Regions from separate parts of the Mus musculus genome. Here all the other regions are linked to region 1. Evidence: chromatin loops called from intact Hi-C (ENCODE). Cell type or tissue: left cerebral cortex. All regions are shown on one strand. Region 1 holds the start of Rps17 (ribosomal protein S17). Region 2 has its middle 7.1 kb from the start of Gm32112. Region 3 holds the start of Zscan2 (zinc finger and SCAN domain containing 2). Region 4 holds the start of Pde8a (phosphodiesterase 8A). Region 5 holds the start of Whamm (WAS protein homolog associated with actin, golgi membranes and microtubules). Region 6 holds the start of 2900076A07Rik (RIKEN cDNA 2900076A07 gene). Region 7 holds the start of Cpeb1 (cytoplasmic polyadenylation element binding protein 1).

Evidence for each region. A loop is a pair of places that touch in the nucleus more often than their neighbours do. Peaks named below come from ENCODE experiments on the same cell type or tissue, not always from the same donor. Only the 100,000 strongest peaks of a DNase experiment are listed, where the experiment ranks them.
Region 2: it touches region 1 in a loop (2.3-fold over the local background); 4 of 42 quality-filtered maps call a loop at or near these places.
Region 3: a loop joins it to region 1, with 2.2 times the contacts of the local background. A loop is called at or near these places in 7 of 42 quality-filtered maps.
Region 4: it touches region 1 in a loop (5-fold over the local background); 15 of 42 quality-filtered maps call a loop at or near these places.
Region 5: it touches region 1 in a loop (5-fold over the local background); 8 of 42 quality-filtered maps call a loop at or near these places.
Region 6: it touches region 1 in a loop (2.4-fold over the local background); 6 of 42 quality-filtered maps call a loop at or near these places.
Region 7: it touches region 1 in a loop (4-fold over the local background); 4 of 42 quality-filtered maps call a loop at or near these places.

Annotation. Positions count from the first base shown.
Region 1 is chr7:81,343,603-81,347,602 of GRCm38, reverse strand. It overlaps Rps17 (ribosomal protein S17), which reads left to right and starts at 2,369. Exons shown (of 5, transcript NM_009092.3): 1 at 2,369-2,401; 2 at 2,595-2,746; 3 at 3,187-3,292; 4 at 3,803-3,868. The coding sequence starts at 2,399. Cpeb1 (cytoplasmic polyadenylation element binding protein 1) reads left to right here. Exons shown (of 12, transcript NM_007755.5): 12 at 1-577. In left cerebral cortex, a CTCF peak has its summit at 2,290; DNase peaks (open chromatin) are centred at 2,286, 2,945 and 3,627; H3K4me3 peaks cover 2,218 bases; H3K27ac peaks cover 1,439 bases.
Region 2 is chr7:80,884,327-80,888,326 of GRCm38, reverse strand. No RefSeq gene overlaps it. Among named protein-coding and RNA genes, the nearest start is that of Gm32112, 7.1 kb to the left of the region's middle. In left cerebral cortex, CTCF peaks have their summits at 22 (motif pointing left) and 2,436 (motif pointing left); DNase peaks (open chromatin) are centred at 2,415 and 3,310.
Region 3 is chr7:80,858,535-80,862,534 of GRCm38, reverse strand. Zscan2 (zinc finger and SCAN domain containing 2) reads right to left here and starts at 1,604. Exons shown (of 3, transcript NM_001382511.1): 1 at 1,458-1,604. In left cerebral cortex, no CTCF peak of the experiment used is centred here; DNase peaks (open chromatin) are centred at 1,645 and 2,147; H3K4me3 peaks cover 1,579 bases; H3K27ac peaks cover 885 bases.
Region 4 is chr7:81,211,690-81,215,689 of GRCm38, reverse strand. It overlaps Pde8a (phosphodiesterase 8A), which reads right to left and starts at 2,425. Exons shown (of 22, transcript NM_008803.3): 1 at 1,602-2,425. The coding sequence starts at 1,775. In left cerebral cortex, a CTCF peak has its summit at 2,497; DNase peaks (open chromatin) are centred at 2,159, 2,505 and 3,223; H3K4me3 peaks cover 2,659 bases; H3K27ac peaks cover 2,394 bases.
Region 5 is chr7:81,569,379-81,573,378 of GRCm38, reverse strand. Whamm (WAS protein homolog associated with actin, golgi membranes and microtubules) reads right to left here and starts at 2,087. Exons shown (of 10, transcript NM_001004185.3): 1 at 1,470-2,087. The coding sequence starts at 2,057. In left cerebral cortex, CTCF peaks have their summits at 1,649 and 2,401 (motif pointing right); DNase peaks (open chromatin) are centred at 1,604 and 2,142; H3K4me3 peaks cover 2,246 bases; H3K27ac peaks cover 1,114 bases.
Region 6 is chr7:81,521,086-81,525,085 of GRCm38, reverse strand. 2900076A07Rik (RIKEN cDNA 2900076A07 gene) reads right to left here and starts at 1,536. Exons shown (of 4, transcript NR_160675.1): 1 at 1,410-1,536. In left cerebral cortex, CTCF peaks have their summits at 1,700, 1,899 and 3,103 (motif pointing right); a DNase peak (open chromatin) is centred at 1,628; H3K4me3 peaks cover 1,580 bases; H3K27ac peaks cover 942 bases.
Region 7 is chr7:81,453,893-81,457,892 of GRCm38, reverse strand. It overlaps Cpeb1 (cytoplasmic polyadenylation element binding protein 1), which reads left to right and starts at 3,135. Exons shown (of 12, transcript NM_007755.5): 1 at 3,135-3,259. The coding sequence starts at 3,245. In left cerebral cortex, a CTCF peak has its summit at 2,292 (motif pointing left); DNase peaks (open chromatin) are centred at 1,741, 2,366, 3,382 and 3,979; H3K4me3 peaks cover 1,992 bases; H3K27ac peaks cover 1,550 bases.

The DNA.
Region 1 (4,000 bases):
TTTATTTAAAACTGGACCGGAGGAAAAGTCTGAGCAGCTGCTGTATATAGTTTTAAATGGTTTGTGGCACCTTATGTTGCACTTATGTTGGGGGAGGGTTGATAGAAGTTTTTAATCACAGTCACAGGACTTTTTCTTTTGTAACTGAGCTTAAAAATTAAAAAAAAAAAAAAAAGGGCTGCTTTTTGGTGGGGGCAGGTGAAGGCTCACAGGAGCCCTTTCTCTTAGAGGGGCAAATACCCTTCCTTACAACTTTTATTTGACGAATGTATGAATCAACAGTTACAGTTGACAAAGACGCTACTGGAATTGAAAACTTGACTTTTCTTTTTAATTTAACGATTACTTGCCTCTCTTAGGGAAGCTGTGTGCCAAAGAGCCAGTGTCATAACCCCTCCCTCCTGCTGAGCTGATGTTGCATTGTTGCATATCCCAGCTACTCTGTGGGTTTTGTGAAGCTGTGTGTGAAGTCTCTACCTCATTGTTGTATATGCAGGCAAGACTGCACTCTCCTACAGATGTGTGGAGTAAGCTGTGGTGTAATTTTTTTGGCACATAATAAACACGTTGCAGCAGAGTTGTAGTTTTGTCTCTGTATCTGGGTGTGTGTGTGGTGGGGTGTGGTAGCAAGCAGGGAAGATTCCAGAGACCAGTCCTCTTTTCATGGATTTTCACTAATGGGATACCAGCCCAGAGGGATGGGAGGTACATGCGGAGACCTGCTCCTATATGGGACTTGTTACATCCTGGTCAGCCACTCTGGAGTGTCTAGTACCTGGGTGATTACAATCAGAATAGGAGGCCTGCCTGTACATTTTACTTCTTGGCCCCTCAAGGCCTCCTCCACATGGAGCCCTAGGAATGCTAGAGGCACAACTCCCAAGATGTCAGGAGCCATTTGCTGGCTGCTTTCCTGTGAGCCCTGACGTGTTCCTCCTTCCTCTTGGACACACTTGTGCTGATGTAATTCCTTTCTGAGTGGTTACTATTTTGCTTTTTTGATTCAGGGTCTTTCTTTGTGGCCTTGTCCTGGAACTCCTTATGTAAGCCAGCCTGGCCTCAAGCTCAGGAATTCTGCCTACCATTCATCCCACGTGCTGGGATTAAGGTATGCACCAGGACACGCTGCAGTGCTTTGTTTCTTCACAGCCCTTACACTAGCTTTTCTAACAGGCTCCATGGCTTCATGACAGGTCTGATGATTTTTCAAGTGGAGACGGCAGCATGCTGAACTGGTCCTTTGGGAAACTCTAGTCTGAGGGAGAGGGACTCCTAGGTACTTAAATCCTTGTAAGGTGCAAAAACTCACTACTCCTCAGAATCCAAGAGTTCTCTTCCTGCAAGACTGTAAGGTCTAGTCTTGCATCTGGAGCCTGGCCTCCACTTCATTGGGAATTCACTGGTAATGTACGATGCAACCCCCAGGGATTACAGACCCTTTGGTCTCTTCAGTATTCTTCCGGGTCCATGGTCAAGGACATCTTTTTTCCTCCCGCCATGAGCTACTTTTAGAGTAAGGACTTTCAGCTCTTCACCTAACCAGAGTGACGTAGATGAGTTGAAGGATGAAGCACAGCCTTGGCCCCTTGATACATGCCCTGTGGCCAGCACGGTCTCCTTAGGTTTGAGCGCAGGACCCTGTCCCAGGAAAGAGCTGGAGGAAAGGCCCTCTCTGGACAGATGAAGCCACTGGGTCGTAGCGTAAGAGCCTGCTTTGGGCTTGGTTATGGCAGAACAACCGGAAGAAGCTGAAGGTTGGAGATAGTGTCCCTACTAATCGGGAACAGTCTAGTTAACTGAGATCCTAATTTGTTGGTAAAAGTGTTTGAGACCTCTCTGTGAGCCAGCCACTGATTTAAGCACTCGAGGTTAGCCCTTCCTGTTTAGCTCAAACCTAGCTGAGAAAAGTAATTGTGCTCAGACATTTAAGAGCAGCTCGAATGGAATACTGTGCTGGGATGAGAAGAAAAGCCACTCTAGGTGATGTTTGCTGTGACACCAGGAAATGAGAGGAACCTCACCAATTAGGCTAGACCCTACTAATCTCTGACTAGAGGCGCGGGTAGGGTGGAAATCGGGGATGACCCTGTTTACTACTATGCCTTTCATAGCTCGGGCCTCCTTTAGGCTCCATCTCAGGACCTCAAAGTAACTCCTAGATTAAAACACACCGGACGCCCAAGAGAAGCACGGAACTATTTGGAGTGGAAACCAAGACGGCCGAGCTGCCGGCGTGCGCACGCGCAGACTTTCGCCCCGCCCACAGCCAGGCAGCCTCACTCCACTCCGCTAGGGGCCGCTGTGGGACTCTCGCGAGCCAGGCGGAAGCGGCTTTCTGGCCGCGCTTTATAGGCCTCTCTTGTGTTTCCTGTTTCCTCTTTTACCGAGACCCGCCAACATGGTAGGTGTTTGGCTCCCAGGGCTCTGTCCTTTTCAATCCTCGCCCATCCTCCGCTCGTCGCGGCCTCAAGTCCGCAGCGAGGGGCCGGCGCCGTCACCGGCGGCCTGGCGCGCTTCCGCATGAAGTCGTGCGCGCCGCGGCCCCTCCGCGGGAGGCGCGGGCTCCCCGGTGACTTTGCCCTCTCCACCCTCAGGGCCGCGTTCGCACCAAGACCGTGAAGAAGGCTGCCCGGGTCATCATCGAGAAGTACTACACGCGTCTGGGTAATGACTTCCACACCAACAAGCGCGTGTGCGAGGAGATCGCCATTATCCCCAGCAAGAAGCTTCGGAACAAGATAGCCGGGTGAGTGGGGGCCGCGGCCGCCGGAGAGCCTGCCCGGGCCGGTGCCTCCGCTCCCCCCAGACGGCCCGCCGAAGGGCTGGAGGTGTGCCTTGGCCACAGTGGGGTTTTGCCGACGTGGTCTTAGTTCGGGCTCCTTACGGTAGCTGAAGGCAGAGCTCCGGCCTCAAAACCTTACTGCTGTGGTCTCTGCTTCCCGCATTTTACCACTATGGCCGTGTTGTGCAAAAAAATAGCAGTGTTGTGTCCGTACGACGGATAAGACCAGTCGGGGTACATGACATTCGGAGGAGGGCTGGTGACGGCGAGTGAGGATGTAAGGAGTGGACATCTGAACAGTGCTGTGTGTGTGTCTGTGTGTCTTTCCGATGGTGAGACCGACCTTGATGTAGAGACAAAGTCGGTTCTGGTGGGAGGTGGTCACTGTTTCGCATTGCTTGTAGCTATGTCACGCATCTGATGAAGCGGATTCAGAGAGGGCCTGTGAGAGGCATCTCTATCAAGTTGCAGGAAGAAGAGAGAGAGAGGAGAGATAACTACGTTCCTGAGGTAAGATTTGTGGGTCTTCCTCTGCACCTCTTCCTGGGGGCTCACCTGAGGTGGGAACGCAGCTGGATGTCAGTGAAGTCTTAATCTATTTCCTCAAAATGATGAGAGATCCACCCACCTCGGCCTTCTGAGTGCTGGGATTAAAGGCGTGGGCCAACACACCCAGCCGAGGGTGCCTGTAATCAGCCGACCTTGAGCTTCTCTGCGAGGTCTAAATTCATTTTCACATGGGAGCCCAGTGAGAGTGCCTCCCGACGTGGTTAGCTTGACATCCAAGTGTGAACCCTGCTTTCTGAATGCACACTAGATGGTTCTGACACAAGAATAAAGTGGGCTGTGGTGGTGCACAGCTTTAGTTTCAGCATTTGGGAGGCAGATGTCTGAGCTCGAAGCCAGCCTGGTCCACATGGTGCTTTCCAGGACAGCTAAGGTTATGTGTTGCGTTGGGAGCAGAGGAGGTGAAAGATAACCCACGCATTCATAATTTGAACTTGATTCTTTCCCTCTCAGGTCTCAGCCCTAGATCAGGAGATCATTGAGGTGGATCCCGACACCAAGGAGATGCTGAAGCTCCTGGTGAGTGTTGCCTGAATCCTTGAATACATCTGGTTTCTAAATGGCTGGAGCTGCTTGTTCTGTGATGATTCGGGGGTGTGTTTTCCTTGTTTGGGGCTGGCTCCTAAATTGTGGCCTGCCCCGCCCCCTTCA
Region 2 (4,000 bases), 460 kb after region 1:
TGGCGCCCTCTTCTGGAGTGTCTGAAGACAGCTACAGTGTACTTATATACATACAATAAATAAATAAATCTTTTTTAAAAAATGATCTCCAATGACAGGTGTTCTGAAGTCTCGAAGGCTGCAAATAGCCATCCATTGAAAGTACTGGACTGGAAAGAGAAAACTGAATAGAGCCAGGTCTCCGAGGAAGCCAGATGCTCTATAGACAGTGCTGCTGTCGGCCCCTGCTAAGCAATGTGTAGAGCACCATGTCCCAGGAGTGTGCAGGTTAGGTGTGAAGCTTTCTAAAGTGCTCTCAGAGGCCAGGCCTGGTGGCCTAGCCCTCCATCCCAGCAGGTGGACACCTCTGTGTGGTCTACACACTGAGTGCTGGGCCAGTCAGGGCTACAGAGTAAAGTTCCTGTCTCAAAATACAAAGTAGCATGAAGACATTTTGTAACCCAATTATTTATCATTTATTTATATGATGTGTGTGTGTGTTTTATATGTGCACAGGCTGAAGCATGCCTGTGGAGATCAGAGGGCACAGGGCACCTTGGGTACTGGTCCCCGTCTTCCACTGTGTTTGAGGCAGGCTCTCTTCTGGTTCACTGCTGTATACTCAGGCCGCCTGGCCCTTGAGCTTCTGGGATTCTCCCATCTGCTCCCACCAAGCCAAAGGTGCAAGGATTACAGATGCACACACTGTGCCTGGGGGGCAAACTCAGGGCCACATGTTTGCCAGAAGCTCTCCTCCCTCTGAGCCATCTCCCCAGCTCTTTAGAAAGTGTGTGTGTGTGTGTGTGTGTGTGTGTGTGTGTGTGTGTGTGCGCGCGCGCACGTGCAGTCACATGTGAATTGCCTTGTCATAGGGCACATAAGGAGGTCAGAGGGCACCGAGGTAGCAGTCCTCACCTTCTGCCTTACCTGAGACAGGCGTTCTCTGTTCTTTTCTCACTGTGTACACCTGGCTCCGTGGCCCAGTGTTTTACCCACTGAGCCATCTCCCCAGCCCTAAATTCTTAAACTCAAAGAACTTCTGGAATACTCAAGCAACAAAGCCCAACAAAATGGTGTTTTCAACAGACAAGTTTCATCTGCGAGGGCTCTTCCTGCTCTGTGTCCGTGCTGTTATTAGAAAGAGACAAGAAGGCATGATGGTGCACGCCTTTAATCCCAACACTTGGGAGGCAGAGGCAGGCAGATTTCTGAGTTTGAGGCCAGCCTGGTCTACAGAATGAATTCCAGGACAGCCAGAGTTACACAGAGAAACCCTGTCTCAAACAAACAAACAAACAAACAGAAACAGACAAGAAGACACCTTTGCTATGGAGTAAAGAAAACCCCTTCGAATAAATAGTCTTTGTGAGCCACCCTGCTCTTGTAGTTGGTGGAGAGCTTGGTTGCGCTGTATTTCAGGATAGGAGGTAAATATTTCCCCAGAACCTATCCCCCTGACTAGCAACTCAGGGTCCCTAATTCTGCCCTTGGGGCTGTGTCTCTTACTGTTCCAAGCACTCTGGAGAGGAGAGCTTACCCCGATCTTCTCCGCTACCCAAAGGTTGGGACCCAGCCTCTGGGTCCCTGAAGTCTCCTCTGACCCTTTGTTTCCATACCATTCACCCTTTGGTGCTGCTCCCTAGGAGTCCCCTGTGGCAGAGAAGGCTTCCTAGCACCTCTAAAGCATCAAAGATGTCAGCAAGCACCCAGGAAGACTCATCGGGAGGGTCTTAGCCTCAAAGGTGCTTGCTTCTGGCTTCGCAGCAGTTGGGCTGCAGGCTTTTGAATCAGTAGTGATGCTGTTCCCGGGTCCATGGTGCTAAAACTTGTAGCAAGCCCGCTCTAGCCCAGTTCCCTCTGCAGTTCTGATGGCAGGTGGGGCTTTTCTTGGATATAAGGCTCACTGAAATGTCCCAGAACCCCTTGGTTTCTGCAGCCCTTGTGTGTTCCTTCTCCCTTCTGATTCTCCCAGCCCTGGCACTCCTCCCGATTCAAGGCTGTGCGGCTTTTTCTATGCCAGTGTTACACACAAGCCAGTCGTTTAGAAAGAGAGAACTTCAACTGAGGAAAATGCCCCCACCAGACTGGCCTGTGGGCAAGCCTGTAGGCATTTTTTAGTTGATGATAGAAACCATAAGGCAAAAAAGGCCTTGGCTGTTCTCAACTGATACCAGACCAGGCTCTGCCCTTAACCAGCTGCTGGTAACTCTCCCTGACAGATGTGATGTAGCCCTTACCTTTAATTCCAGTACTTGGGAGGCAGAGGCCAGCCAAGTATAGAGAGAGTTTCAGGACAGCCAGAGCTACACACAGAAAATAATAATAATAATAATAATAAATTATGGTCTGGAGAGATGTCTCAGAGGTTAAGAGCACTGGCTGCTCTTCCAGAGGTCCTGAGTTCAATTCCCAGCAACCACATGGTGGCTCCGTATAATGAGATCTGGTGCCCTCTTCTGGCCTGCAGACATACATGCAGGCAGAATGCTCTATACATAGTAAATAAATCTTTAAAAAGAAAAAAAAAAAAAAAGGTAATTCATCCAGTGGGACTCAGGGGCCACAGTGCTCAGGTCTTCCCTGCTGCAGAGGAGAGAGTGGTAGACCTGTGATTAGCATAAATCAGGACCTCTGCTCAAGAAACAGGGGCTGGAGAGATAGTTCAGCACTGTTGCTCTTAAGGAGCACGAGGGGTCGATTGCCAGCACCCACATGGTGGTTCACAACCATGCTTAATACCTCCAGTTCCAAAGATCCTGACACTCTCTTCAGGCATCTTTGTCCACTAAGGCATGCACAGCCTGTAAGCAAAACACATGTGCACTTTTTTAAAAAATATTTTTAAAATATTTTTTAAAGAAAGTAGCGTGGGTAGGAAGGGAAGGGAAAGATCCTCTTCACTGCTGAATGGTATTTGACTTTCTGTTTCTTTTGAAGTAGGACTGAGGAAAGGAATGAATTTTTAAATCTTAACATAGAAATGTTTAAGGATTGGAGAGATAGATCAGCAGTGAACACTGTGTGCTGTCCTGGAACTCACTCTGTAGACCAGGCTGGCCTCGAACTCAGAAATCCGCCAGCCTCTGCCTCCCAAGTGCTGGGATTAAAGGCGTGCACCACCACTGCCCGGCTAGTCTAGTCTTGGCTCCCTGCAGAGACCAGCCCTCAGAACATCTAAAGCTGTACACTCTCCAGTCAGTCTGCTTGAGGACACCAAGCTTCCGCTATCCAGACTGTAGGATAAGCAAATTCATTTGAAAGGAGCAGCAAAGTGCAGCACAGCTCGGGTGGCCCAGGGCGTGTTTCACTCCTCCACATCAAGAAGCCAGAAAGATGAGTGAGTTCAGAGGCAGGCTCTGCCCTTCAAGCTTTGGCAAGTCTCATGCCAGAGCCACAGCCTCCTGTCTGGATCCTGTCTTGATGCTGCTATCTGCCAGATCTGGACCTCCTGGGGAAGGACCATTTGGAACTGTTCTGAAGGAAGCAACTGTAGTATCGTCTCTTTAGAATTCTTTGGTTTTAGCCACTAGCATCATTGGTTTAGCACAGCATCTGCTGGAGTGTGTGGGCCTGGAAGGATCCTGATGCCTCTTGCTACTGCAACCCTGTGAATTCCATTAGATCACAGGGTCAGAGGCAAGGGCCCTGCTGTCTGCCCTGCTAACTGCCTGGTGCCCATGCAGTGTGGCAATCTCTGGAGAAACGGCTCCAGAAGGCTGCTAAAAGGAGCTTGAAGCTGTGTTTGCCTTGCAATTCACTATTCACTCAGGGTTGAGAAAACCCAAGTTACCCATGTGGCACAATGCGGCAGAGGGTAGGTTCACGCAGCTCATACATGTGAGCCAATAACCAGCCAATCCTCCCTCACTGTTCAAATAACTATGGGGTCTTAAAATAAAGTCTGGTCTGAGTCTGAGCTCTTACAGGGCAGCAGTATTTGGAGGGGTTTGAGGTTCCTCCAGTCCCCACCACAGCAGGTCACTGTTCTTAAGCTCCCCCAAGAGACGACTTCAAACTGGTC
Region 3 (4,000 bases), 490 kb after region 1:
ATGGCAAGTGATACCTTGGGAGGTAGACAAAATAGCCCAACTTTAATGCTTTTAAGCTTATTATGAATCTACAGGTTTCTGTGTCTTTTATCTGGGAACAATATGGTCTGAAGTGGGGTAGAAACACCTAGTAGATATTTAAAGACAACAAGGGGATATAGCAACCCAATAATAATAATAATAATAATAATAATAATAATAATAATAATAACTACCACACACATACACAGCATTGCTCTTTTCAGAAGACCAAAGGAAGAGTAGTGGGATGCAGTGATCTGGGCTGAGAGAAACAGAACTGACATATCCTACCCTAAGTCAGTTCAGACTCCCTTCAGAGACTGTGACCTAACAAAGAGGTTAGTCATTCAACCTCAGTGACCACTTAATGAATAGATAACACTCATCCTTATCATATGGAACATCATAGTGATTACTAATGGATCGCATGTCAAGGTGCCCCCAGCTTCACTACAAGTCATTAGTGCTATATTTCAAAGGAGGTTGCCCTCAGATAATCTCCCAGATCCCAGAATCCAGGACTCCTCAAGGCCCCTATATAAAATGGTGTACCAAATACCTTCAATCATCTCTAGACAACATATACTTAAGTGTAAATAATATGTAAACAGTTGGTATGCTGTACTGTTTGGGAATAATAACGAGAACGCTCCTACATGTTCAGTACAGACATTTCTGTTTATTTTTTTGCTTCTGAAGCAAGATCTCATTATGTAGCCCACGCTGGCCTCGAACTCCTGACCTGCCTGTCCTGCTTCCTGAGTGCTGAGATTACTGCCTGCCCAATTCCTTTTTAAATGAACACACATGGGGATCATTGCGGGGGGTGGGGGTGTGGGGGACACACACCTAGATCTGAGTAGTAGCTCTACAAAATATTCAAAGCAGTGGAATTAAAAACTATTTAAGTATTATGAAAGCAATGAATATTTATTTTTAAAAAATCATTACACCATAGAATCAGATAACATGCCCTCCCCCATGAAAATAGCAAAAGTTAAAACAGAACAGCAACAACAGAAAGAAAACTGAAGCTCCCAATGTCAATTTGTCCAAAATGACTACGTGAAACACAAATACATCGTAATTCTTCCTGGACATCCCGGGAACACTGAACCTAGACAGCTTATTAGCTAAGCCTGGCTCCGACACGCCCCCTCAGAACCTCAGTTTCCCCACCTGGTCAAGGAGGCGGCTCGGTGGGATGTCGTCGAGCATCCCTTCCCAGTGTAAAGCCTGCGTTCCTAGGCTGCGCGTACCCAGCGCTCTGGTGTGAGCGGAGCCTCGAGGGCTCCGAAGAACCAGGACGCAGAGCTGCGCGTCCAGCCCGTCGGGCGCGGACACCGACGCCCCTCCCCCAAACTGCCCTGAGCTGGCTCCAGGCCCGTTACTCGCTGTCTCTCTGGCTGTTCCCCGCGGGGCGCGCGGCTCCTGACCTGCCTCTCCCGCTCGCCTCTCCAGGGACCAGGTCCTGTTCCCGCTATCTCTCTGAGCGCAAAAGCACCCCACGGTCTGGCCCGGCCCGGCCCGGCCCCTCTGGATTCACCTCAGCTCAAGCCCAAGGGGCACAGAGAACAATGGACGGGAGAGGCCCGCCCATGGCCACTCTCATTGGCTGTCCACAACAGTTCCTGAAATTCTGCTCCACTATTGGTGAAAACTGCGTCCAGATGGGCGTTGGGAGGGAAGTTCCACCCGATGCATTGCGGGAAATGTAGTTTACCCAGAGACGGGGGGGGGGGTGGTTTGTACCTGAGCGAACAGAGGGTTTGATAGCCGTAAGTAATGCCTCCGGATCAGAGGCAGAGGACGACCCAGGACTAGCTGTCTGTCTTCTAGTACTGCCCAAAGCTTTCACCTGAGACAGATAGTGCCAATTCTCTAAAGCTCGCGTGTATTTATCTATAAAAAATGAAAGCTGGGTGAATGTATCAGTCTTTTTCAGCTGAGAATTGAGTGGCAAATGAGCCCTCGAGAGCCAAAAGCTGACTCTAAGCAGAGAAGAAATCTGCGCAATCAAAGTTCCTCTTGGCCCAAGTTCGCACCTCTCCTGGAAATTTGCAGCTACGCACAGGCATTTGCACTCCGGGGTTGCACTCCCCTTTGTTTTCACACGTGGTATTCTTGCGTCTTCACGAAAGCCCCGCCCCGCTCTTTCTGCTTTGTAAGTCCTAGTCTATAGTCGGCTCCTTGGAACCTGCCCTACAGTTAGGCAAGAGGTTAGCTCTGGGAGGGAATGACCACCCAGGCACCCTAAAACAGGACACAAAGGACAATAGTGGTCCTTCCAGATGGGTCATCTCAAGGTCCCCAAAACAGGATGTAAAGAACAGCAATAGATGGTAGTGGTCTACTAGTTGGCTCAGCTTCAACTGGCTTCAGGGTATCTCTAGATAAGAGTATGCATGGAGTGCCTGCTACCCCTTCACCAAGTGAACTTTTCAGCTTTGAGGGCACTTAAGCCCCAAGACTGGGTGAAATGAGCTTCCAAGAAAAGTGTGCCACTTTGTTTTAGTGCCCGCCTTAATGGAGGGACAGGGAGAGGATAACAGATAAAGGATAAATCTAAACCCACTTCTGTCCCCGACACAGCCATTCCTACTCTGTACGGATTGCTCTCTTCCCAAAGAGCATACAAACTTTTACTCCCTTACTCGCTCTAGTTAAAACCCTTGACTTGGGGGCTGGAGAGATGGTTCAGTGGTTAAGTGTGGGAAGCCGTTGCAGAGTGGCAGTTGCAGAGTGGCAGTTGCAGAGTGGCAGTTGGCTACTGCTGGCCACTACACATACATAGGCAGTGAAGGTTCTTTTGCCAAGACAAGTTAACCAATCAGATGTGAGACACACCTCTCCTAGGCCTATGTAAGCAGCACCAGTTCTGGGCTCAGGGTCTTTTCGCCTCTACAATCAAGCTCTCCCAATAAACGTGTGCAGAAGGATCCTGTTGCAGCGTCGTTCTTCCTGGCCAGTTGAGCGCGCGTAAGAGTTAAGAGCACTTGCTGCTCTTGCAGAAGACCCCAACACCTACATTACAGCTCACAACAGTTTGTGGGCCTGGTTCCATGGGATCCATACTAAATAAAAACAAGAGAGTAACTACCTGGACACTCAGGTAGGAAATCTAAGGGAGAAGTGATAAACAATATCCTCCGTGGTCTACGATAAAATGCACCTTTACCCACTGAGCCATCTCGCTGACCCAGGAACTGTTGTTTTCTCATTTTGTCGTTTGCTTTCTCGTAGTCTATCAAATGAAAGAATTTGAATGTTGGAGAGATAGTTTACTGGTAAATAGCACTTCCTGCTCATTCAAAGGATCCGAGTTCAGATCCCAGCACCCGTATGGGTGCCTTACAACTCCCTGTAACTCTGGCTCGCACGCGCGCGCACGCGCGCACACACACACACAAACATACACACAGCAAAATAAATTCATTTCTTCTGACTTAAAATGATATTTGGCTTTAAATTTTTTATTTTATTTTATTTTATTTTATTTTATTTTATTTTATGTGCACTGGTTTGAGGGTGTAGGATCTCCTGACTGGAGTTATAAAAGTTGTGAACTACCATGTGGGTGCGGGAGGTTGTACCAGGGTCCTCTGAAAGAGCAGCCAATGCTCTTAACCACCAAGCCATCTCTTCAGCCCCACATCTGGGTTTTGGTTTTTTTTTTAAGGTTCATTTTATTTTTTAATTTTTTAAGAAAAGACTTATATATTTTATTTATAAGTACATTATAGCTGTCTTCAGACACACCAGAAGAGGGCATCAGATCCCATTAAAGATGGTTGTAAGCCACCATGTGGTTGCTGGGACTTGAACTCAGGACCTCTGGAAGAGCAGTCAGTGCTCTTAACTGCTGAGCTCTCTCTCCATCACGGTTTATTTTATTTTTAATTATGTGTTTCTGTGTGGGTATTTGCATTTGAATTTGGATGCCCACAGAGGCCAGAGGTATTGGATCCTCTGGAACTGG
Region 4 (4,000 bases), 130 kb after region 1:
GAGTAAACAGTAAAAATAAATAAATAAATAAATAAAATAAAATAAAATAAAATAAAGCCAACAGATCTTTAGCACCTAGTCTGTGCCTGCCATGAGGTTGGACACTGTGAGGTTGGACGCACTGTCTACGTCCTGACAAGAAAAGATCTGTGGGCACAGCAGTACTCGGGGATAGGACCTGTGGATGGCAGAGGTGGACTGCTGCACAGGAGAGGTTTACAGGACGCCTAATAGGAAGTCTAAGCCACCACAAAAAGGCCTGTAAGAAGAAAGGTGTCTCACTGAAGAAAGATGGCTTTGGAATTTAATATTGGCTAATGAAAAAGAAAACAATGTTAGATTTGGGTAAGAAATGTGACAGTTGTTAAGGTTCCCACATTCAACTTTATCTATAGTGTCTTGCTTGTTTGTAAGCCTGTTAAGACTTAGTTATATAAGCCATTAAAAGCAGTTTGGCCTAGCCTTCTAAACTCTAGCCATCACAGGTTTCTTTAAAGAAACCCCAGGAGAAAGAATTCAACTGAGAATAATCAGAACACAGTTGAATTTTCACTTAGAGCAATTGGTAGGGCAGGGTAAGCACTCCAGTGTGCAAAGCTGAACAACATCGTCTCTTTCCAACAAAAAAGGATTATTTCTATGACTGCTAGAAAGTTAAGACAGTTAAGTAAGTCAACTACATCGTTCAAATCTGGGAGGGTGTGCAGTACCCAGTAAGCAATTTTTAAAAATTGCAAAATACTTAAAACTTCCTAGTAAAGAGGAGTCTATGTTCAAACACTGCAGCCCAGCATACCAGTTTGTTTTACAACGCCTGAGATGTCACTCCAAAATCCCAAATGTAAGTGGGAAGCTGCTGCGGGTGCCTCTGTGAACTTTTATCTTTCCTTCAGAAAACCTTCGCCCTGGAAACTTTTGATAAAAGCTGAGGCAAAAGGCGCTGGAGAAGCCACGCAACAAACAACAAAACAGAAAACCCTGCAAGTCCCAGGCAGACTGCCTCCATACAAAATTAACTTCGCCCTGCTGAATCCTTCGAGGGTCACGGTCACGTCTCCAGTAGTATTTTCTAATTACACAGGCTTTAAATACCACACGTATGCTAACAAACCTGAACTTCAGATAAAGCGTGCAGTGAAGCCAAACCTATGTTCCAGGTTACATTTCAATGGCCCCCAAAAAAGTGGAAAAGTGAAACTGCTTGTGCAATGAGAGGACAGAGGTTGGGATAAGCTAGGCAGGGGGTGAGGGGGGGGGGGAACTGGTGGCATCTAAGACCCTTCCCAGTGCGGACAACCCTTGCCTTTCTACTCTGGGAATGCCAGAGCAAAGTGCACTCTGGTTTACCATGTCAGGAACGTGCCGGGGATATCCCGGGTCCCCCACCCACCCCGCTGGGAGAAAACTGACTCGCCGCGTCCGACCCCGGCCGGGAAGGAACGGACACGGCGGATCCCGCGGCGCCGCGTCATAGCCCTGTTAAGCCTCGGTCCGCGACAGCCCGCAAACGCGGGCGGCTGGCGTCGGTCAACGCCAGGGCGGCTGCCTAGAGGGCCCCCAGTGCCCCGCGTTTGTTTCCCCGCCCTCCCAGTGCGGCTCACCTTCGAGGCGCCGTTATCCCGAGGCTGAGGCTCCACGAGCCCGGGCGCGGTCGACCATCGCTGAATAGATCTCGGCGCGGGGCCCGGGACGTCCACGTCCACGTCCTCGTCCTCGCCGTCGCTGTGGCTAAACGTTCGGTTTTCGGAAGTGTGGATGCTCGGGGCGCAGCCCATACTGGCGGCGGCGGCACCGCGGACTCGCTGGCGGGCAGCCGCGATCCGGTCAGCAAACGGCCCGCCCGGCGCCTCGGGGCCGCCGCGGGCGCCGTGTCATCGCGGCCTGAGCGGGCGGGCGGGCAGGCGGGTGGGCGGCGGCGGCAAGCGCGGGTCTCGCGTCAGGAAGCGCGGCCGCCCCTTTTATTGCGCTGCGGGCGCGGCGGCCGTGGGGAGGGGGCGCTGGGGCGAGAGGCGCGCCGCGGACGCCCCTCCGAACATGCCCTTCCTGAGGCGGGAGCCGCCGCTGTCTCCCTCACATCGCCGCGCGCGCCGCAGCCGCCGCGCTTCCGGGGAAATGTCGGGGGTGGAGATTTGCGCTCTCGCCACCGGGAGCCGCGAGCCCGCGCCGCGTTTGCACCGCCGCCCTCGCCTCGTCTGACTCTCGAGGAAACGGGCGCTCGCTCGCCTGGCGGTGCCTCTCCTCGGCCCGGCGGACGGCTGGGTGAGCGCCCCTAGTCGGGCTACCGTAGGGGAGCCCAGCCCTCGGCGCCCGCACTCCGAGCTGGGGACCCGCTCGCTGACGGAGCGAGCGCCTCGACTCCGGTCGGGCCGCGCCGTCGAGAAGCGCCGAGGCGGCTGCGCGAGCCAGGAGTTGAGCATCCGAGACTCCCGCTCCGTGCTCCGGACCGCGTCTTGCGGGCAACTCGCCGCGCCCAGCCCCCAGCGGTGACCTCCAGCGGCTGCTGGCGTCAATGCAAAGCAGCTGGGGCGCCCGCCGCCCGCTCCCTGTACCGCCCGTCCAAGAGCATGCGCGGCCGCGACCGCAGGGGCACCTAGCCAGCCCGTCCGGAGAAAGGAAAGGACTTGCTGAAGGATACAGAGCCATTCTGCTTCAGGGGCTACCGAGTTCGTTCACTGTCAGGTCACTGTGTTTGAGATTTGGAGCTATCGTCCGTTAAGAGACCAGTTGGAAGGACCTCAGTCCGAAGCGTTCCGAAGTCCATGGGGAACTACACTCCAGGTCCCAGGCGTTATTACCAGGGATAGCCCTTGCTCCAAGACCTGGCACGTCACGCCTCTGGTTGCACTCAGACCTGTGGGACTGCAATATTTCGAAGTTGGTTAGGGAAAGCCGGTCCTCTTAACCAAAGGACGATTCCAGGTTCGACAGTCCCAAGGATCCGAACCAAATGAAGAGTTGTGCGTCCGTCCAGCAGGGATCAGAACTGCAGCCCCCCAAGTGCTACCAGATAGCTAGCTGTGTGACTCCAGATGAGTCTCTTAACCTCTCGGTAGCTGAAACTGGAGGGCGACGCCCCTGGGTGTGCATCTGATACCCAGAGCCAGCCACTTCGAGGGCCTTCCCGCCCTTCTTTGCTCTCTAGGTCCACCGGGACCCTGGCGGGACCGGGACGTAGCTTCCTTTCCTCAGTCCACACCTTTCCTACACGCACCCGGGTGCGACCCTGAGTGGCTGAGACTCCTGCCCGCGGACTGGCTACTGTTAAGACCCGGAGATGTGCTCCGGGCTGAAGTCCCTGCTGTGACAGACACAGGTGCTTGGTCCCTGTGGCAGCTGCAACGTCCTTGAGCATCGATCTTCGCCACCAAAGGAGGATACAGGGCGGCTTCCGGAGCGGATAAGGCTGGAGCAGCTTTAGAAACTGGTTCTCTTTTCTGGCCTTTGGCACGCGGCTCCTTTGTCAAGTTAAAGCACGCTGTCCTATAAAAATATGACTGGCTCCTCCAAGGTGTCTTGAAAAACAGGAAAAGTTTTTGTACTGACACCCGTTATTCCACCCAGTCTGTGGTGTTTTCAACTAGCAGTCTTAGAGGGTAGATTTTTTGTTTTGTTTTTTTTTGTTTTGTTTTGTTTTTTTTCAGCTGGTAGCTGGATCCCTAGAGAAATTGCCTTTAGCCAAGATGCACGTACAAGTCTAAGGCTCTTCTCTCCGCCCACCAAAAGTCTGGCCTTGACAACTCCACAGTGACCTTGCTAGTGAAGCTCCAGGAAGCCCCGGCCCTCCCCTCGCGGACTGGCTCACAGCGGCCCTGCTTTGTCTTAGGGATCCTTGAGCTTGATGTCAATAGCAGGGTGGGGCTGAGGAAAGGAGGCTAGCTAGAGACCAAAGACAGATCCGTACCTTCCCCAATCTCTCTCTGATCCTGAGTTGGATTCTGTCGTCGTCGTCCCCCCCCCCCCCCCAACTCCTTTCTCTCTCATTTTGAAACTGATTTCTCAC
Region 5 (4,000 bases), 230 kb before region 1:
AGAGGTGGAAGCAGGAGAGTCATCAGAGTATGGGGGCATCCTGAGCTACATGGTGAGTTCCAGGACAGCCTGGGCTATATGAGACCCTGTCTCAAAACAAAGATCCCACAAACAGAATCCTTCTAAAAGCCATTTTAGTTTTAAAAGACTCATTCTAGATTTAGCTTAAGATAATATACAACAATCAAGATTTTGCTATATGGTTGAATACACCTCCCCTTCCTCAAAAGAAACACAGCAAAACCACTGCTTAATTAATGATGACTCATGGTTAGCTTCAGTTGTGTACTTGACACCTGGGAAGGGGAAGCACAAGAGCAACTGCCTCCATCAGATTAGCCTGCCTCCATCAGATTAGCCTTTTCTTGCTTGCTAGCAAATGTGGGTACCTGGGGGCAGGTGGTCCCGGGCTAAGAAAGGTAGCCATACAGCCAGTAACCAGCCTTCGTCCATATCTGTGCTCCAGAACCTATCCTGGCTTCCCTTGATGATGGAATGTAACCTGTAAGCCAAATAGGCCCTTTCTGCCCAGAGTCGCTTCTGGTCAGAGTGTTTAGCAGAGCAACAGAAAACACACTGGAACCGTGGCTCAATAAGGAAAAACAGGAAATGTCCGAGGAGTGTCCAGAATGTGGAATGAAGCTCTGAAACTTGGCTCTCTTCGTGAAATTGTTGCTGGGTAAAACTTATACATTCTCCCTAAATCTTCCAGTGAAGTGAAAAGTCCCCACTCTTTAGGGTCTGTTAAGTTTACCACACAAATAATGAATGTGTGTGTCTCAAATTATCTGGTCCAAAAGAGCCTTCTTGTTGTTGCCATTAAAGGCAGATGAGTAAAGCCTCACTCCCCGAGGGCTTTCCATCTGCTTGAAGATAATAATAAAAATCCTTATTGCTTGAAGAAAAAATAATAAAACTATCTTTTAAATGTCATTCATCCTCAGACAGTTTTAGCCATCCCTCATCTTCTCCGGAGAACCCCAAATTGCTTCCACTTAGCTTATGTTTTTATTCCGACGGACATGCCTTGTTTTCAGTTTTACTTTCATATTTCTGGCCTTTCCCATTACAACATCCTGCTCTGCCCAGAACAGGGAAAAGGTGAAGCGCAGAGCCTGGCTCAGAACTGCAAGTAAACTTTTACCTAACCCCAGGACTGGAGAGGCTGAGGCAGAGGAATGTCCTGAGTTCAAAGCCAGCCTGGACCACAGATTGAGACCCTGTTTCAAAAACAAAAACAAACAACCAAAACAACAACAACAACAACAAACCAAGAGAGCCAGGCGGCGCGGAGCCGAACTCTGATAATCCTAGCAGAAAACAAAAACAAAAAAACACAAAACACCACCACCACCGTGTTTCAACTTCAAGGTCCCCACTCTCTCTCAACAGAGGCGCAGGTGCACCAGCGACGCCCGGTGCGCATCACGAGTGTCCCGCGGACCCGCCCTCGGCCCGGGGCCTCATACCTGGTGCAGCCGGGTGGCCGTTTGGCCCAGGCGAGCGCGCAGCGTCCTCTCGCGGAACTCGCTCAGGCCCTCGCAGTCTGCCGAGTCACCCGGGGCCGGGAAGAGCACGTCGCGCACGGTGGCGCCGCCGCATCCTTCGGCCGCCAGGCCCAGGTAGTGCTCCAGCTGCCGGCACAGCTCCTGCAGCGCCGAGTCGCCAGGGTCCGCAGGCGCCGGCCACAGGAGCGGCCACAGGAGGGCCCACAGCCCGCGTCCCAGGCCCCAGCCCGCGCCGCTCGCCGCGTCCAGCTCGGGCGGCAGCGGCGGGAAGCAGGGCTCCAGGGCCGGCCACAGCGCCGCCAGCTGCCGGTGCGCGCCGCGGAACCCGGCGGGCGACAGCACCCCGGCCCAGCTACATCCCCCGTCGCCGGCCTCCCGCCGCTCGCGCCGCCGCCGCTGCGCCGTGCGGTCGTGACAGGTGACGGCGAACTGGCCCTTCGCGGCGTTCCAGGCCACCAGGAAACGCAGCTGATGGCGCTCGGGCTCCGGGAAGAGGTCCTCACGCAGCGGAACCCAGCCATCCAGGCTGTCGGGCTGCTCGCTGTCCATGGCAGCCGCACACCCTTAGACTGCGACAGGCCACGACATTTTCCGGGAGCCGCTACTGTCAGTCAGAGGCGCAGAAGCTCCCGCCCCCTCATTCTGATAGGCTGTGTGAGGGAGGCTGTCTGGAGTTGGTTAAGTGAAAGCCAATGGAAAGTCTTTTCGGGGAGGCGGGACAAAGTCTCCCTTTTACAACACCGGCGAACCTTGAACTCTCTAAGTGAACCAGGCTAGCCTTGAACTCGTAAGAGACCACCCTGCTTCTGTCTCCTGAGTGCTGACATTAAAGGCATACAGCCGCTATGTTCGGCAAAGATTTTATTTTTAAGCCCATGTATACATGGGCAGGACGACATCACACCTTAGTACAGATGCCAGAAGAGGGCGTCATGTCCCCTAGAACTGAATACTCTATGGGGCTGTTAACAGCTTAATGCACTCTCTAAAAATAGTAATTCTTAGCTGCTGAGCCATCTCTCAAGCCCCTATCTTAGTTCTCAACATTACAATGAGAATTTCCCTCAACAGGATCCTATTAAGTATGTGGCTCCTGAAACAAACATACTGGCAAGATCAAACTTCTATTTGAACTCAATATTTACTTACTGAGGGCTCTGGGGTGTCAAAAACTAGATCGCAGACACATTTATTTTTGTCAATATAGTAAACTTACTGAGTATCTGCTGTGTTGTTGGTATATTGAGATGGGGGAGAGGGGGAGTGCCTAAATATTTCTGCTTTCCAAGCCAGTCTATGCCAAGCATCATCCTGACAGCAAGGATTTGAGACCTAGAGAGGGAATTTGTCTACAATATATGTGCACCAAGGCTAAGCAGGATGGCCTCACTACTGAAAGCATGCCGCCGGGGTATTATAACAAGCCAATAGAAAGTGCTGCTGCATTTCCTCACATGAGCCCTAAAGATGCCAGTTCTAAACCTGCAGCCACCTTAGATTCCGAGAACAACAGACAGCCATAAAAACCTTTATGATCTAAGGCAAGGTGAACCTTGAAGAAGAGGTCACACCTGTCCTCAGAAGAAGTGATTATCTATGCTAAAAAGCTGTGCCCTCCAGAGCAAGTAACTATTCCTGGAGATGACAAGACCTGTTGGGAAGGACCTTGAGATGAGGGGCAGCTAAACCACACCTTGGTAAAGAATGCCTGCATATGCATATCTCCTTTTTAAATGCACTTTATTCCTAGGAGAGGATCTTTGTCCATTCTGGCTCCATTGGAGCCTTTCGGCTCAGATGCCAAGCTTTGTCCTTCCTTCAGATTAAAACTGAAATCTTTGTCCTCCTTGTATTTGATCTGTTGGCCTTCACCATCCTAGGCCTTCAGTTTGCTAACCACAGAAGCCTCCATAATCTTATGAGCTAATTCTTCAAAATCAATCTCTCCATTGTGTAAGCATCCTGTTAGTTTATTCCATCTAAAGAACCTTGATGTTAATACAGTGTGTGTGCTTGTGTATGTGTGCTTGTGTGTGTGCTTGTGTGTGTGCTTGTGTGTGTGTGCTTGTGTGTGTGTGTGCTTGTGTGTGTGTGTGCTTGTGTGTGTGTGCTTTGTGTGTGTGCTTGTGTGTGTGTACTTGTGTGTGTGTGCTTGTGTGTATGTGTGTGCTTGTGTGTGTACTTGTGTGTGTGTGTGTGTGTGTGTGTGTGCGCTTGTGTGTGTGTGTGTGTGTACACACTTGTATGTGCTCATGCATGTAGGAAGACATACATGTAGGATGAAATGATATTTTATGTTTTTTCCATGTATAAATATATCATGGGCATGACCACATTAAAGAAAAGTAGTCGTGAGGCCTACATAAAGATATGATAAAGAGCCGGGCATGGTGGTGCACGCCTTTAATTCCAGCACTCGGGAGGCAGAGGCAGGTGGATTTCTGAGTTCGAGGCTAGCCTGGTCTACAAAGTGAGTTCCAGGACAGCCAGGG
Region 6 (4,000 bases), 180 kb before region 1:
CATATTACCTACAAACAGACAGACAGACAGACAGACAGACAGAGAGAGACTGATTACAGTGAACTTTACAGCATCTCTCCTCGACTTGTAGGCAACTTACAAATTCTTTATAGTGAATTTCCCATAAAGAGGCTAGGGTAAAGTTCTACAGGTTGCCAGCACAAAGCCATAGTGAGCGCACAAATAAGTATTCCGCTACAAGCTTTCTAGGGGGAGCTCAGATCTTGCTTAAGACCCCCAGGGTTTTCTATGCAATAACAGGCAATAGGTAAGGAAGATTCCCATGTTTGCCTTCTGTTGCTACACAGTACACCGGGAACGGCAGACACGGCAAACTCATCTCCATCGAGAGCAGCACTTCTCAACCTTCCCAATGCTGTGACTTTAATACCCTCATGTTGTGGTGACCCCAACATACAATTATTTTTGTTGCTACTTCATAACTGTAATTTTGCTACTGTTTTGAATTGTAATGTAATGTCTGTATTTCCAGTGGTCTTAGGTGACCCCTTAGGTGAAAGGGTCATTTGATCCCAAAGGGGTTGTGACCCACGGTTGTGACCCACTGATCTACAGGGTCAAACATGTTGATGGCTGACGAATGACTTTCCTTTGGTGGACTCACACCTTATCTAAGCTTTATATATATGTATGTTCGTGTCTTTGTGAGTGAATGACATATGTGTGTGGTGCTCAAGGAGGCCAGAATAGTGTGTTGGACTCCTTGGGTCCTGAGGTACAAGTGATTTGATATAGGTGCTGGGAACCAAACTCAGAGCCTCTGGAAGTGCCACAAATGCTCTTAACTACTAAGCCATCAGGCTAGTATCTAAGTGCACCTCACTACTGTCTTCACTCCTTCAATTTTCCAACCTCCTACCCATCCACGCACACCATCAGAAAGCAATATAAAAACTCCTTTGTACAAGAATTCTATGGGATTTTAGAATCTGTCCTCAACAAACCATGCAACTTTCCACCGCCTCCTTGCTGCCCTTTTCTAACATTAAATGCCTTTGCTGACACATTCAAGAAACTTAAAAATCACCCACTGCGTGTGCATGTGCTCACGGGCGCTAAAATTACTGCAACAGGTGATTCCTCCCTCAGGCAAGAGTCATCGATTCGGAATGCCTGGATTTACAGAGCCAATATTCAACAGCTCTGTGCATGTGAATATGTGTTTGTATGTGTGCATGTATGTACGTACGTATGTGTGTGTGCTTAATTTAACTTCAGTCTGTGTGACCGCGTATTTCTCCTTCCATATCTACCCACCATTCCGTGGGCTAGCAACCCTCTTTGAAAAAGATGGAGAAAAAACAAACACAGAGAAGGAAGATCGATAGCCGGGCAGCTTACCCATCTCTTCTCCCATTCCTGGGACGCCTGCCACGTCAGCCACTTACCTGGACACCATAGTCACCCGCCGCACAAGGTGGCCAAATACTGGGTCAACTTGGCGAGACAAAAGCCGCTAGCATCAGGTGTCAGGCTCTCGGTCATAATTTCTCCCTCCTTCCGGTGGAAAATGAGTCCACTTCCGGCTTCTTAGCCGTAGGGAGGAAGTTCCACGTCAGGCACCGCGCGGCGCGGCTGGGCTTGGCTCTTCCCAGTGCGCATGCTCAGAGCGAGTCCTCTGCTGCTTAGCGTCTAGCTGCGTGGCGTCTGGATCGTGGGAGACTCGGGGGCCGGCTTGTAGCTCCTGGGTGGGTGTGGAGAGCTGCCGCATTGTTTTGAGTATGCTATTCTCTGCTCCCCTGGCAGGCGGCATCCTGGGGACTGAAGTACGCCGTCCCGCCCCTGCGACACTCCTCTGCGTTCTTGTGCTACCCAGCCCTGGCTGTTAAGCTTCTCAGTGTTCTTCATTCTTGCCACCCTGCTTATAGAGAGCAAAGCGTGCACTGCACCTCAGTAACCTTTACTCAGTCGCTCTCTTGACTCCCCCTGGTTGCAAGCCCATGCATATTCATCCAGGAAAGGACCAAGAGCTTCCTAGCCTTGATCATGGGTCTAGGAAGATAAGTAAAATCACTTTTGGATAAATTTCCTGAGGATAGACCTCAAATGTTGAGAGACTAAAACAAAAGACATTTGACATTTGCGCCTTGGTAGAGGTAGGCTTCCTCTGTCATTTTGAATATGATATCTTTGCCTTACTTAGTTTCTGGTGATCGCTAAAAATCCTGTGTGTGCTTTGACTTGAGGCAGCATGGCCCTACTCTGTTGTCAAACTTTGTTCTCCTTATTTCTGCTTATTGCTGTGTTTTACAAGGACATCCATCCTGTTGGATTAAAAAGCCCAGCTTATTCCAGTTCACATTGTGAGGCTGCAGAAAAGACTTAAGATTTCAGGGGCGGCAATTACTGAGCACCCTAGTAAGCTGCCAGAGTTCTCCAGGAATGTGCAAACCAAATGCTAAAGTAAACTAAAAGTAAGCAGGTTTAGAACAATGAGTTCAGAGTTCATTTGGATGCTGCGAGTTTGAGGTCAGAATTTGAAGCAAAAAGAACAAAATAAGAAACATAGGTGTAATGAAAGGACCTTACATGCAGTCCAAACATACAAGGCTTTTGGATTTAATATACAAAATCAGGAGCAAAAATGTTACCTTGTTTATCAGCTTGAGCCAAATCTACTTCATTTCTCTTACTCATTTAAGATGTAACTTTTCTGGGCATGGTAGCACACTACTTTAATACCAGCCTTCAGGGTTCAACACCAGACTGGTCTACGTGGAGAGTTCCAAGCCAGCCAGAGCTATACAGTGAGAAGCAGAAAGGAGAAGGAGGAGGAAGGAAGGAAGGACGGACAGAGAGCCAGGGCTACAGAGTGAGACCATTACACTCACTTTCTAGGCTTGGCCTGTGCTTTTCTCACCCTGGCATAGGTACACACGGGCATAGGCACACACTGGGCATAGGCACACACTGGGCACAGGCACACACTGGCTCCTTTGCCTGGTACAGGGCATCAAGTTGCACATACTTTACTTGCCTGATTTGCTGTCATGGATGCTGTATTTTATTTATTTATTTATTTATTTATTTATTTATTTATTTATTGTATATGAGTATGAGTACATGGTAGCTGTCTTCAGACACACCAGAAGAGGGCATCAGAGCCCATTACAGAGCAGTCAGTGCTCTTAACCACTGAGCCATCTCTCCACCCCAACGAACACTGTATTTTAACATAAGAAAGCGCTCAGATCATTTACCAGCACCAGTGTCTTAATAGCTAAACCCAGCAAAGATAGCTCAAGAGAAAACTCGGAGTTAAACTCACCAAAAGACAAAGCTCTTGACAGATCACTAAGCCTACCGAGTAGTCTATCCAGATAGACTTAAAAAAAAGAAAGGTTTCCCCAGAAGTGTTTAACGTTTAAAAACCTATCACTGCAATTCATTGTGTTAATAATTTAGGAGTTTAATACTACACAATTATCTGAAAGGTTAACATTTAAAAATCCAGTTTCTATTTAGCGAAATGAGAATAGATAGTAATTTAATGAAAAGCTTTTAGCAGAAGCCTACTGTAAACATGAAACTTAATAGCTATTGTCACAGGGAACAGTAACATGTGAAAATCCATTTTCACTTCTAATATTCAACAGGATGGTAGGTTTTCTACCCAGAGCGATACAAAAAGGGCAGAATCATTAGGAAAGAAATAAAAATATAATTTTCATTTGATTCTCTTTCTAAAAAGATTATAGTGTTAAACTATTAAAAGGTTTAGCAAAGGTTAATTGTTTGTAGGTTCATGGGCTCAAAGGTTAATTGTTAAAGCTTGTGATCTACCAGTAACAAAGTGTGAGAAAGTAGAGCCCCTCAGGTCGGTGAGATGGCAGGTGGCAAGTGTCTTAACTTATTAAACCATCTCTCTGACCCCAGGTGACATTTATGCTGTTGATGCCTCAAAAGAAGTGGCTGGGGAGTTAATATTTTCTGCTATCATTTGTGACATTATTCTCCACTGATGAAATGAAATCAAATT
Region 7 (4,000 bases), 110 kb before region 1:
GATCTTTGAAGACCTTGATATTATTTCCAGCTTTAAATATTTTTCATAAAGCTTTAAACTATAGTGTGATCAAATTTATCATTTTCATTTTTTATTATTGTTTATAATTTGAAGAATTTGTCTATGGGCTGAGGCAATAAAAATGTCTCCTTCTAGGCCACATAGCATAGACTTATAACCCTATGAGTTTTACCTTAGGAGGTAAATGCAAGAGAGTCTCAGTTCAAGACTATCCTGGGCTACATGGTGAGACCCTGCCTCAAAAAACCAAAACAACAAATTAAAATATTTTTGGTTGTGAGTCTAGACTTTAACAAATTAAAAAAGATGTTCTCCTATATTCTTCTTTAAAATTCCAAAAACAACTTTTCACATTTATATATTTAACCTATTTCAATTTTACATTTATATATGATAAAAGTGAGGCTGATCCTCTGGACTTTAAAAAATTCATTACTCTGTGTGTGTATGTGCATGCACTTGCACATATAGACATGTATACCACACACATACACCCGGTAGGAGGATCAAGGACTCAGTCAGTTCAAAAAATGGGTGGGGTGAGGCAGGGCAAGATGGTTCACCAGGTAAAGACATTTGCTACCAAGCTTGATGACCTGAGCTCAAGCCCCATGACCCACAGAGTAGAAGGAGAGAGCTGCGAGTGTCTTCTGACCTCCACTTGTATCCATATCACACAAATAAATAATAGATGTAAAATATGAAAGGAAGCTGGAGATGCCAAAGGTTTTACTCTCATCAGACTATGAAAACAGAAAACGACAGGTCTGAGTTCTCCATTTGCCCCTGTTGGCAAGGGGTCCTTGAGGAAGTCACTTAATTGCCTTCTTTTGTAGTATACTGGGGGTTGACCCTGGAGTCTTGTATGTACTAGACAAGCACACCTATTGATTATATTCCCAACTCTACTCTTGAGTCTGGGGGTGTGGTGAGGGAATGTAGGGTAGGGGCACACAGGCTTACTAAGTTGTCCTCACAGGCTGGCTTTAAATTTGCAATCCTCCCTCCTGCCTCAGTCTCCCAAACAGCTGAAGCCAAGCATGTTCCTTCTTTGAACAGCAGCCTCTTTACCTATGAGTTAACAAGCAAAGCATTTAGAAGTGTGAGAAGTACACGCTTGAATGCCCAGAAAATACTCCACTCCTCCTGCCTTTGGCTAGGTTTAGGGACGGTGATTTAGCAGCAGAAATCTGTGTTCAAAGTTACTTTCTTATAGGCTGGGAGCTTGAAACTTTATATTTTTTCAGGTATCCATTCCCATAGGCCCTCAGGTGCCATTTCAAGTCTTAGATTCTTATCTTGTTTAACTTTGGGTCAGGGAGGACTGGATGTGAAGGATCACAAATTGGCAGCTACTAAGGTACATGGCGACCTTAAGATGAGATATTTTAGAGGTTTCTGATGCCTATCGGCTAACCTATTCCTTCCATTTAATTAATTAGTTAATTAATTAATTTATTTCCTTGAGGTAGACTTCCTTCAGACTGTAGTTCCTAACTGCCTTCGGATGCAAGGCACCCCTCCTTCTGCCTCATCTGTGATAGTATTGCAGTTATGGGCCTAAGCCACCATGGATGTCTTAGTCATAGATGCCATCGGTCTTTCCAGATATGCCTTGGGTCTTCAGAGCATCTCATACACCCTCACTTACAGTTCCCATGTTGTAGGCATCTAAGTGTGGCACCTCTCAGAATAGGAAGAGAAGAGAAGCAAGAAATACTAGGTTTGATTTATCAGGCCTATGCTGCCAAGATGGGGGTTGGGCTGCTCCTAAGGGGATGGGTTCTCCATACTGTAACCACCCTTTCTGCTTAGGACTTCAGTAACCCTTGGGAACGACCACAGAATGGAGACTAGCCAGCTGTCATTCAGCTCCCTCTGCACTTTAACTCCAGCATCTGTCCTCTTCCCCACCTTCTCCAAACACACTAGGCTAGGACCGTAGGCTTCCTTTCTTAATACCCTGGGCAGAAGCTTATACGTTCCTGCCTCACAAACCTGCCAGCAAGTTGGTAACAGCTTCTTCACCTGTCAGGAGGAACCTTGAGTATAATACGCGCTGAATAAAAAGTATAACATATAAAACACTTAGAAATGTTCAATAAGCTCTGTTCTCTTTCTTAACCAACCTAGTGGCTTATTTCCCACCTCCAACTCTCCAGCAACACCTTAAAAGAGACCTGGCAACTTCCAAGCTTGTTCACCTTTCCTCTAGTTTCCAGCTAGCTGCAGAATAAAAGCCCTTCAGAAACTGGGCTCGGGCTTCCCTCCTGTGGCACCAACACGCATTAGCTGGTCTTAGTCAGATTGAGCCTCTCAGTGCATTCCTCCCTCTCCGCCTTCCCTGGTCTGCAGCCCGGAATGCCATCTCCGCCTCTGCGCTCGCTTGGGCTTCCGGTCTGGTCCAGCCCTAGCTGGCCCATGACGCCTCTCGGAACAACAGCTTCGCTCACCCTGATCTCTTGCCCCGAATTTTGTCAGTAAAGCGTCCTGTCATTCTGGAGGGAGCGTCGGGAGCGGTTTCCCTGGGGAACTGCAATCCGAAGAGGATCACTGCTGTTTTCGGAACTTTCCCGAATCCCCTGACGCCTGCGCTCCGGGTTCCAGCTCGCTCCAGATGCAGTGGCAGTCGGTCTGAAGTGAGGGCGTGTCTGCTGCAGGTGGGGATGGGTGGAGGGGCTGGGTTCGGTGCCACCGGGGCTTCCACCCGAGAGGTCACTAGCAAAGGAGAGGCGTGGTTATACGTTTTTTTGGGGGGGGGGCGCACGTCACCGGCGCAGCGGGGCATCCCAGGGTCTTGTAAATCTGTAGGGAAACTGAGGCCCGCGGGAGAGTGAAATGGTCAGGGTCACCGGGCGAGGGACTTGCTCAGGCCTGAGCCCCCTCGGGCTCCGGGGAGGCAGTGGTGGTCTGTCTTGGCTCGAGCCTCAGAACTAACCCCCACCCCCCGTTCGGACCCCCAGGCCCAGGGTGGGCGGCGGAGCGCGGGTCTGGACGGCAGGAAGGAGCGCAGGGGGCGGGGGCGGGGACGAGGCCGGGCGGGGCCGACACAGGTGCTCCTCGTCAGGCCAGCGCCGCGGAGCTTTATAAGCCGCCGGGGTGCGGAGTCGTGCGCTGCTCGCTGCAAAAATAGTGCCCACGTGTGTGCGCGTCCCGCGCCGCACAGACCCGCCGGCCCGCGCGCCCGCCCGCCCGCCAGTCCCTTAGGGCCACGCCGGACCCCATGGCTTTCTCTCTGGTAAGAGCCGCCGGGGCGGGGCGGGGCCGGGCCGGGCGGGGCTGCTGTCCCCGCCGGCCGCCTCGGCTAACGGTCCGCGCGCAGTCTCGCCACTTCACAGGGCCCCCTCACCGCCGCCCGGGTTAGCGTCCCGGGCGGGGCGCCGGTCACATGCCCGCGGTCGTGGGCCTCGTGGAGCGGTGTGGGGCGCGCGGGGAGGGGCAGGGAGCTTCCTCGTGACTCAGGCCTTTGGGCTTAAAGGCGCCGCGGCCCTTCGGGGGCGACCGCCGGGGCCTCGGAGCTGCACTTGCACAACTCTCGGTGGCCTCGAACATACGTCCAGACAGGAGCCGGCCGCGCGGACGGGCGCCCGGACGCCAACACTTCCTTTTTCCGCAGCCGTCGCACGGGAGAGCTCGAGCGGCCGGCCGGCTGGCCGGCGGTGCCCGCGGCTCCCGTCTCTCTCTTTCCTTCTCTCTCTCTCCCCGAGAGTCGCCTTGGCGTCCCGCAGGAGGCAGGGGCTGGCGGCTCGCTGCGGGCGGCGCAGCAGCGAGCCGCGGAGACCCCCTCAGGCTGGGGCGGCGCAGGGGGAGACGCGCCACGACGGCGCTGACATGGCTCCTTTAAAGCCGAGGTCTCGGGCCCCTCGTGCGGGCCGCGCTCTTTCCAAGCCCGGGGAAGTCACGTGGCTTCACACGTTCGATTGCTCCCGGAGCCCTAGCCCCGAGGGTGGACCGGGCCAGGTGAGGTCGCACGTGCGTG